Linked DNA regions of Homo sapiens: region 2 is linked to region 1. A link is an interaction called in ENCODE POLR2A ChIA-PET data of the cell type or tissue named here. Cell type or tissue: GM12878. All regions are shown on one strand. Region 1 overlaps TAB2 (TGF-beta activated kinase 1 (MAP3K7) binding protein 2). Region 2 overlaps TAB2-AS1 (TAB2 antisense RNA 1).

Region 1 (4,000 bases):
GTAAAATGGATACGATATCTTTCTTTTTCTGGTGAAGGAACATTGTGTCGTATGTTGTTGAATAGGTTGATGAGCTGGATCTCAGCATTTTAACAAGGAAATAACAGTGTATAAAATTCCAATTCATGTAAATACTTTTAAAATATTTAGTACAGTACCTGGCACATAGTAACTATAGAGTAAATGTTTGCTTTTTGTCATCATTTTGCTTGTTAATTCAAAGAATCTTTTATACAAATTATTAAGGAAAGTTTTTGCAAAGATAAAATAACTCAAATTGTGAATGGGATTTTTGAGGGAAGAGTGGAATAACCATGCAAGTTGCAATACTTATTTTCATTTTTAGACTGGAAGATCACGAAACAGCACCTCAAGTGCAGAACATGTCTTCCTTTCAGTCTTTACTTCACATTATTTTCAGTGGTTGGCCTGTAGTTAAGAGCTCAAGAAATACTGTGTGTTAAATGTTGAATAGTTCTTAATGATCATTTTTCTGTAAATTACAGCTCTTTTTGTAGTAAACTCCTGAGTCTGAAAGGTGACTGCACTGGAATCTCTACTTTTAATTTTAAGCACTGAATAAGATATCATTATGCAAAGTCTCTTAAATGCTATTTTGTGAATCTAGCCAAAAGTTCAAAAAATATTCTAGAAATTGAGAGGAAGAAATCAATTATTTGTAGCTAGATTAGTCTTCATTAACCTATTTCTATGATGTTATTGGCATCAAAGTGAAAAAGTAATATAGCAGTTTTTAAAAGAGTAGAAGAAAATTTATGAATAATTATTTGCTCTTAACTGTTAAAGAACAAGTTTACCTTATCTTTTTAAGATAATTTCAATGAAAGTGTAGATTTGTCCTGGTTTTATGGATTAAATAGCTTGGTCGTTTACTTACATTTCTGTGATACAGGAAATACTGGTGTTTTCACTGAAAAGTGAAAACGTCCCACCAGCATCCCACCTCCCATCTTCACAGTATTTTAAGCATTCTTCAGATGCCTAAATCTTAGTACCAGTCAACTCTTTCCTGTTCTGCTGTAAGTTATCCTCTACCTAAAGAATAATAATTTTAGCTTTCCCCAAACTTAAGACTTCTGTCAGGTTATGAGGCTTTCAGTCATTTACCCAAAATATTTCTTGGATTTTTAAAAAGTTCTCCACAAAGCATGTATCGTGTGCTTTATATTCAAATATGAACAAATAGGATGAAAAGTATTTCATTTTAGTATTTGATGTGCCACAGTACTACTTTAGAAATGAGATAGGAATACATACAACTGAATATTTTATACTCTTGTAATTTTTTTTCTTTGCTTTTTTTGAACAATAACTGTCTACTACAGGACAGAAATAATTCCTACAAGGTGTCAGTTTGAGTGGCTTCAGAAAGGAAGTCTGATTTACCTACAAACAAGTACAAGAGACAAGAGCAGTATAAGAATTTGTAGTATTTTAATTGCCTTGTTAAAAGAAAATGGAATTCTTGTTTCACTTAAGAAGAAAAACAAAAACCGGCCTAGTACCAGTGCTCCTAGTACAAGTCACAGAAGCCAGATAATAAAGTAGAGGTTGGAAAGGTCCTGCAGAGAGAGAGAGAGAGAAGCAGCAAGAGTATAGGAATGGGGATTTTAGCAGAGATTTTGGTAGAAATGTGTGAATGCCGATTGTTAATAATAGACTTGTTTAAAATAATCCATTAAAATGTGTAGGAAAGAGTAATTTTTGATCTATAAATTTTTATTCACCAGTTTATTAACCATCATCTGAATCATTAAATAATATTATTAATATTATTTTGAATTTTAGCTTAAAGTTTTACTCTCACATTGATATTAAGGAAAATTATTTTTGACCTTTAATATCTTAATGTTTACCTTTTTTAATGTTAGCAAAATTGAGCACATCACAAGTTTGCTTCCTGTCAGTTTGCCAGTGAAGCAGGCCAGAGATATTGCTTGGCTCATCAGTATAGAGCCAGTGGCAGGGCAGTTCAGGGGAGTGACTTTCCATTCCTCATCAATGAGAGAAAAATACTTGCTAATGCAGATGAAAACTTGAACTCAGCAACTTGACCTTGCAGAACATTGTCCTCAGGCCAAGCAACTTTTGTTTAGTCAGAGAAATCAACAAAAGCAGTAATTCTGATATGAACTGGGGCCATAGGGGTAGAAGAGACTTTACCTGGTTTTAAACTGTGGAAAATATTACTTTTTTTTTTTTTTTTTTGGAGTGCAGTGACACAATCATAGCTCGCTGCAATCTCAAACTCCTGGGCACAAGCCTTTCTCCCACCTCAGCCTCCTGAATAGCTGGGACTACAAGTGTGCGCAACTACATCCAGCTGATTTCTAAAAATTTTTTATAGAGACAGGATCTCCCTTTGTTGCCCAGGCTAGGAAAATACTGCTTTTGGTTTTTAGTTGATCTCTTTGTTAATTTTTCAGCTTCTCAGCCCCCACCTCTTTAACTAAATATCTTAATTTTACCGTGTTGGGAGTCAATGAAGTATAATAAAAGTTCTGGGCTTTAAAACCAGATGAGCCCAAGTTCAAACCTGAGTTCTGTTGCTGACTATAGCTATGTGATTTTAGACATCATTCACACACTCTGAGCCAAGGAGTTTTCTTCAGAAAAATGGATATAGTAATACCTACCTTACATAGAACAGGTGAATTCTTGTTCTAGTTACATTAGGATATGTAGCTTAAGTAATTGGAAGTAATTTTACATTTGGAATTTTGCTTCGTTAGGTTTTTTCTTCAAGGTATCTGTCCACTTCATTTTTCCTCAACAAATAGAATGAAAAAAGAATTTCTGTACTTTTTAATTTACTGTAACTCCTTAGACCAAGATGAAACAAACAAAACATCATCATTATTTTTTTAACTACAAAATAAACATACGGATTGTTAATTCTTTGTATTTTTCTTGCCTGTTCCTGTGGGAAAAGCTGCATTTTCAATTTGAAATTAGTCCACAAATCTATAATATAGTTCTTCTTTAGGAAAAGCATTAGAAAATTGGCATGGATAAGATTTTGAAAACACCTCAAATATGAGGTTTAATATAATACTACAAAACTTGTGCCACTTTATCTGTGTAAAATGATCTTTATACTTTTCTGTTATGTTTATGTTTTAAGACAGTGTCTCGCTATGTTGCCCAGGCTGGAATGCAGTGGCACAACCACAGCTCACTGAAGTCTTGACCTCCCAGGCTCAAGTGATCCTCCCACCTCAGCCTTCCAAGTAGCTGGGATTACAGATGCGTACCACAACGCTCAGCTTACTTTTTATTTTTTGTAGAGAAGGGTTCTTCCTATTTTGCTTAGGCTGGTCTTGAGCAGCTAGGTTCAAGGAATCATCTTGCCTTGGCCTCCCACCTAAGTGTTGGGATTATAGGTGTGAGCTACCACACCCAGCCTGTTTTAACAGCAGCTATAGCAATGGTTTTATATTTTGTTAATAAGTTATCTGTATTGCTATAGTACCAAGAAGAGTAAACAAATTGTATTATTATGTTAAAATATTGGTTATACAAATAGCATTCAATACTAATTATTACAGCAAAATAGTCTACAACAGTTACACTGGTTTACTCAGTAGATTAAGACAAAAATTTTTAGCCTGGGTGACAAAGCAAGACCCCATCTCAAAAAAAAAAAAAAAAAAAGACAGTTTAAAAAAGTCATTGCATTTTATTAAGTTCATAGGCTTAGCACATTCTGTAGTGTATATACATGAAATCTCTTAGCCTAGAGGTAATAAATATGCTTTAATCTTACACGTGTGCAGTTTTTATGCAATCTGTAAAATAAAACCAGAAGCACAAATAGGAGATTGAACCATTAATCATTGGATAAATGACATGTTATCATGGCAGAAAGAATTATAAGGTACATGTTGGTCTTTTCAGCCTTGTGTTTTTGTTATTATTTTTTTTTTTTTGAGACGGGGTCTTGCTCTTTTGTCCAGGCTAGAGTGCAATGTTGCAATCT
Region 2 (4,000 bases), 74 kb before region 1:
ACGCCTCACCATCCCCCATACACATACACACAGAGGCCAAATTACACAGCAGAGGAGTGATGGTGGACACAGCCATGCTTGCAAGATTCCTTCCTATATTTTATTTTTCTCTTGGCTCATCTAGTTTCAAAGTTTACTATACTACAGTCTCTCTTCCCTTCCCCCTGCAACTCTGCACACAGACACACACACATACACACACACACACACATACACACACACACACACGCACACACACACACACAGACACCTACCCTACTAGAAGCAATTCTTGGCCACACCTCCCCAGAGCTTACAGCAGTGCCCAGGGCATGGGTGTGGCCCCAGGCAGACAGAACTCTGCTCCCAACAGTTCAACTTCACCTCCTAGAATAATCCCCTCTTCAGCATTGGACCCTCAAAAACATCCCATCAGGACCTACAAATCTAGGACCTGCTCTTAGGGACATCTCTAAGCAAAGGTGTGCTCTCTCTGTAACTCTCTCTCTGTCTCTCCATCTCTGTCTCTCTCTGTCTCTCTATCTCTGTCTTTCTCTCTGTCTCTCTCTGTCTCTTTCTCTCTATCTCTGTCTCTTTCTCTCTGTCTCCCTCTCTCTTTCTGTCTCTGTCTCTGTCTCCCTCTCTTTCTGTCTCTCTGTCTCTGTCTCCCTCTCTCTTTCTGTCTCTCTGTATGTCTCTGTCTGTGTGTGTCTCTCCATCTGTGTGTGTGTGTCTGTCTGTCTCTCTCTCTTTCTCTCCCTGTCTCTATCTTTCACGGCGCCCTCACTCTCAGGCTCCCGCTTTCCTGTGCAGATGCGTCTCCTGCCCTCATTTCTTCCCTCATTTACTGACAGTCAGTAACTGCCTACTTGGCTGCAGGCCCGCACTCCATCACTGGTCTTACAAACCAGTTCAAGAGATGGATAGACAACTACTACTACTAATAATAAAATTCTAAGTCCTGTACCTAAAATACAAACTGTTAGCTATTTGAAAACAGAGCAGAAAGCAATCATTTCTGCTTGGACTGTGAGGGAAGGCTGTGGTGAAGAGCTAACATATGAGTTGGGTCTTGAAGGATGTGTAGGAGTTTCCTGGCAAAGGACAGGAAGGGCATTCCAGGGAGAGGAGGCAACATAGCAAAACTCAATGAGAAGGGCGTGACATGAAAATAATAAAGGACTGTGTGGCTACAGTATGGGAGGTAGGGGCAGGGGGTGGCTTTTGTTTACCAGAGTATACAGATCTTGAAACAGCACAGAATAGGCCCTCAGCAAATATTTATTTTGGATATTGAAAGAAGAAGGATAAAGCCAGATTTTTATGCCATACAGGAAAGTCTAAAGTCTAAACCTTAGTGTGTAGACAGTGAGAATTCACCAAACTTTTTTTTTTTTCTTTTGAGAAGGAGTCTAGCTCTTGTCACCCAGGCTATAATGCAATGGCGCAATCTCGGCTCACTGCAACCTCTGCCTCCCAGGTTCACACAATTCTCCTGCCTCAACCTCCCGAGTACCTGGGATTACGGGCATGTACCACTACGCCCAGCTAATTTTTGTATTTTTAGTAGAGACAGGGTTTCACCATGTTCCCCATGCTGATCTCAAACTCCTGACCTCAGGCGATCTGCCCACCTCGGCCTCCCAAAGTGCTGAAACTGCAGGCATGAGCCACCATGCCCAGCCAACCAAACTTTTTTAAATTAGGGAAATGGCATTATTACATCTGGGTTTCAGAAAAGAGATTACTCAAGACTGTATATAAAATAGATTCCAAAGGGGAAGTTTAGGGGGCAGATGGCAGCACACCGGCTATTTTTTACCAGGTACGTTGAATTGATGAGGCTATCCTTTCCTTTCCTTTCCTTTGCTTTGCTTCAAATCTTGGTTATTCTTGGGAACTCATATAACTACCTTGCATTATGAAAATCACTTCACTTGTTTAACATATTCACCTGTTTAATACATGGACATACAGGCCTCTGACACCATTCGTTTTAGTTCTGCCTCTCTTCATTGTTTTCTCCGAAACCTCGCTCACTCACGCTTATTTCCAAAGGATATTTGCTGTCCCCATAGCAGCCAGCTTTCATCAGCTCTTCAAGGATTAATACTCCCTCTTTCTCCATTTTCATTTTAAATCCCACTCAATGCACAGCTCTGTCGCTGTGAGTCAGTTGTTTGCCAAGTTAACGCTTTCCTTTTGCCGGGTGCCTCCTGGAGATGCAGTACCATAATCAACCGTAGAGATGACTGTAAACGTGGACACCTCAGACTCCAGGTCAGGCCATCACCAGAAATATGTTGAGCTAACAGTTCTCACCACATGACAAGATTCTTATTTCTTCTTGGTTTGGTGCCAGCCTCCACCCTACCCTTCCTTTTCATAAGTCTCTGGGGGAAGCTGGACTCCAGGGGCGAGCATTAGAGGAGGTGGAAAGGTGGTCATCACCCCATATGACCCGGCCTGTGACTCCCACTGGGACAAACTTAAGAAGAAATAAATTGTAGCTCTAGCATTTCAAGCTAGAGAAGAGATTTGCTTTTTCAATAAAACAATGATAGAATTTTGGACCCAATCATGTTTTCCTTCTTGTTTCCTTGAAAATTATTTCCTGCATAATTCTGTGGCAGCCCACGGACCCATGGCAGTTCCACACACGAGTCCTGTCAATTTCGGAAGTCTTTCCTTTCTGCCAACAGCTTCAGTGCTGGGATTAGCACATCACTCATCAAATAAGACAGGAGAATGGTCTCCCCACAGGAACCTCTGCTCTTGAATTCCTATACTCATCTCATTTATAAAAAGTTAAGCACTCGTGGCATAACTTGTGTCCGATCCAAAAAGACTTTAGCTGTACTTTGTTAAAACATGTACCATATTTAAAATCTAAAAGTATTATGAAACTCAGTCTCTAGAAAATCATTGTACTACCTTACTAATTCTAATTTTTATGGGAATTGCACTAATTCTTAAACTAGCAAGCAAAGAAGGAATTAATGTACAAGAACCATTGAAAGGAACATGATTTTCTTTTCTTGTTTTGTTTTCTTTTTTATAAACAAAAAAATATATAAGGAATAATTTATCCTTAAGGATATTTTCTTGAGATTATTTCCATTCAATTTCTTAGAGACTTCCAGGATAAGCAGATACTTGAGCTACAGACCTGGAATGAGAAAAGCAATGAACCTTAAGAGGGCAGGCCGGGTGCAGTGGCTCATGCCTGTAATCCCAGCACTTTGGGAGGCCGAGGCGGGTGGATCACCTAAGGTCAGGAGTTTGAGACCAGCCTGACCAACATGGAGAAACCCATCTCTACTAAAAATACAAAATTAGCCAGGCATAGTGGCACATGCCTGTAATCCCAGCTACTCGGGAGGCTGAGGGCAGGAGAATCTCTTGAACCCGGGAGGCTGCCATGAGCTGAGATCACGCCATTGCACTGCAACCTGGGCAACAAGAGCAAAACTCTGCCTCAAAAAAAAAAAAAAAAAAAGAGGGCAGAGTTCTGTGTGCATCTTCTAAGGCTGAGCATGGGAGTCCTTGAAAGGGGACGTTGTGGTTGGTGGCCTATGGTAGATTGAGTCATTAGCATTAATGCTTATCCATCCCTATACCGATCCTGTCTTTATTTAAAAACTTTGGTATTTTGCTCATCCCAAATGTTCTGCATTAACTTTGGTTTTTAAAAATATTTTATATTAATTATTTATCTTGATTAAATATCTTGACGCCCCTTAAACTTTTCACTGAAGACAAGTATTTGCTCGTCTCACCCTAGTCTTAGTACTGCTCACACCCTTTGCCATGTGATGTTGGAGTTCCTCCACTCACCAGACAGAATATATTTCTCCTCCTTTTGACTTTGAGGTTAGTCATGTGACTGGTGTTGGCCAATAAAATGAGAAAGGATGGTGTGTCACTTCCACTTGCCCTATTTCTCTTCCACTCTTACCATGAGAAGAACTTGCCTTTGGTCCCACGAGGAGAAGCTATATGGAGCAGAGAAGGAGATTTA

What was found. Peaks named below come from ENCODE experiments on the same cell type or tissue, not always from the same donor. Only the 100,000 strongest peaks of a DNase experiment are listed, where the experiment ranks them.
Region 2: POLR2A ChIA-PET joins it to region 1 with 7 read pairs; 7 of 35 experiments call an interaction of 5 or more read pairs at or near these places.

Annotation. Positions count from the first base shown.
Region 1 is chr6:149,322,616-149,326,615 of GRCh38, forward strand. All of the region lies in intron 1 of TAB2 (TGF-beta activated kinase 1 (MAP3K7) binding protein 2), which reads left to right. Among named protein-coding and RNA genes, the nearest start is that of TAB2, 6.9 kb to the left of the region's middle. RefSeq lists a silencer at 1,444-1,644. In GM12878, no CTCF peak of the experiment used is centred here; no DNase peak of the experiment used is centred here; H3K4me3 peaks cover 1,646 bases; H3K27ac peaks cover 757 bases.
Region 2 is chr6:149,248,942-149,252,941 of GRCh38, forward strand. All of the region lies in intron 1 of TAB2-AS1 (TAB2 antisense RNA 1), which reads right to left. It also overlaps a transcript of TAB2 not described here. Among named protein-coding and RNA genes, the nearest start is that of TAB2-AS1, 6.6 kb to the right of the region's middle. RefSeq lists a silencer at 918-1,118. In GM12878, no CTCF peak of the experiment used is centred here; no DNase peak of the experiment used is centred here.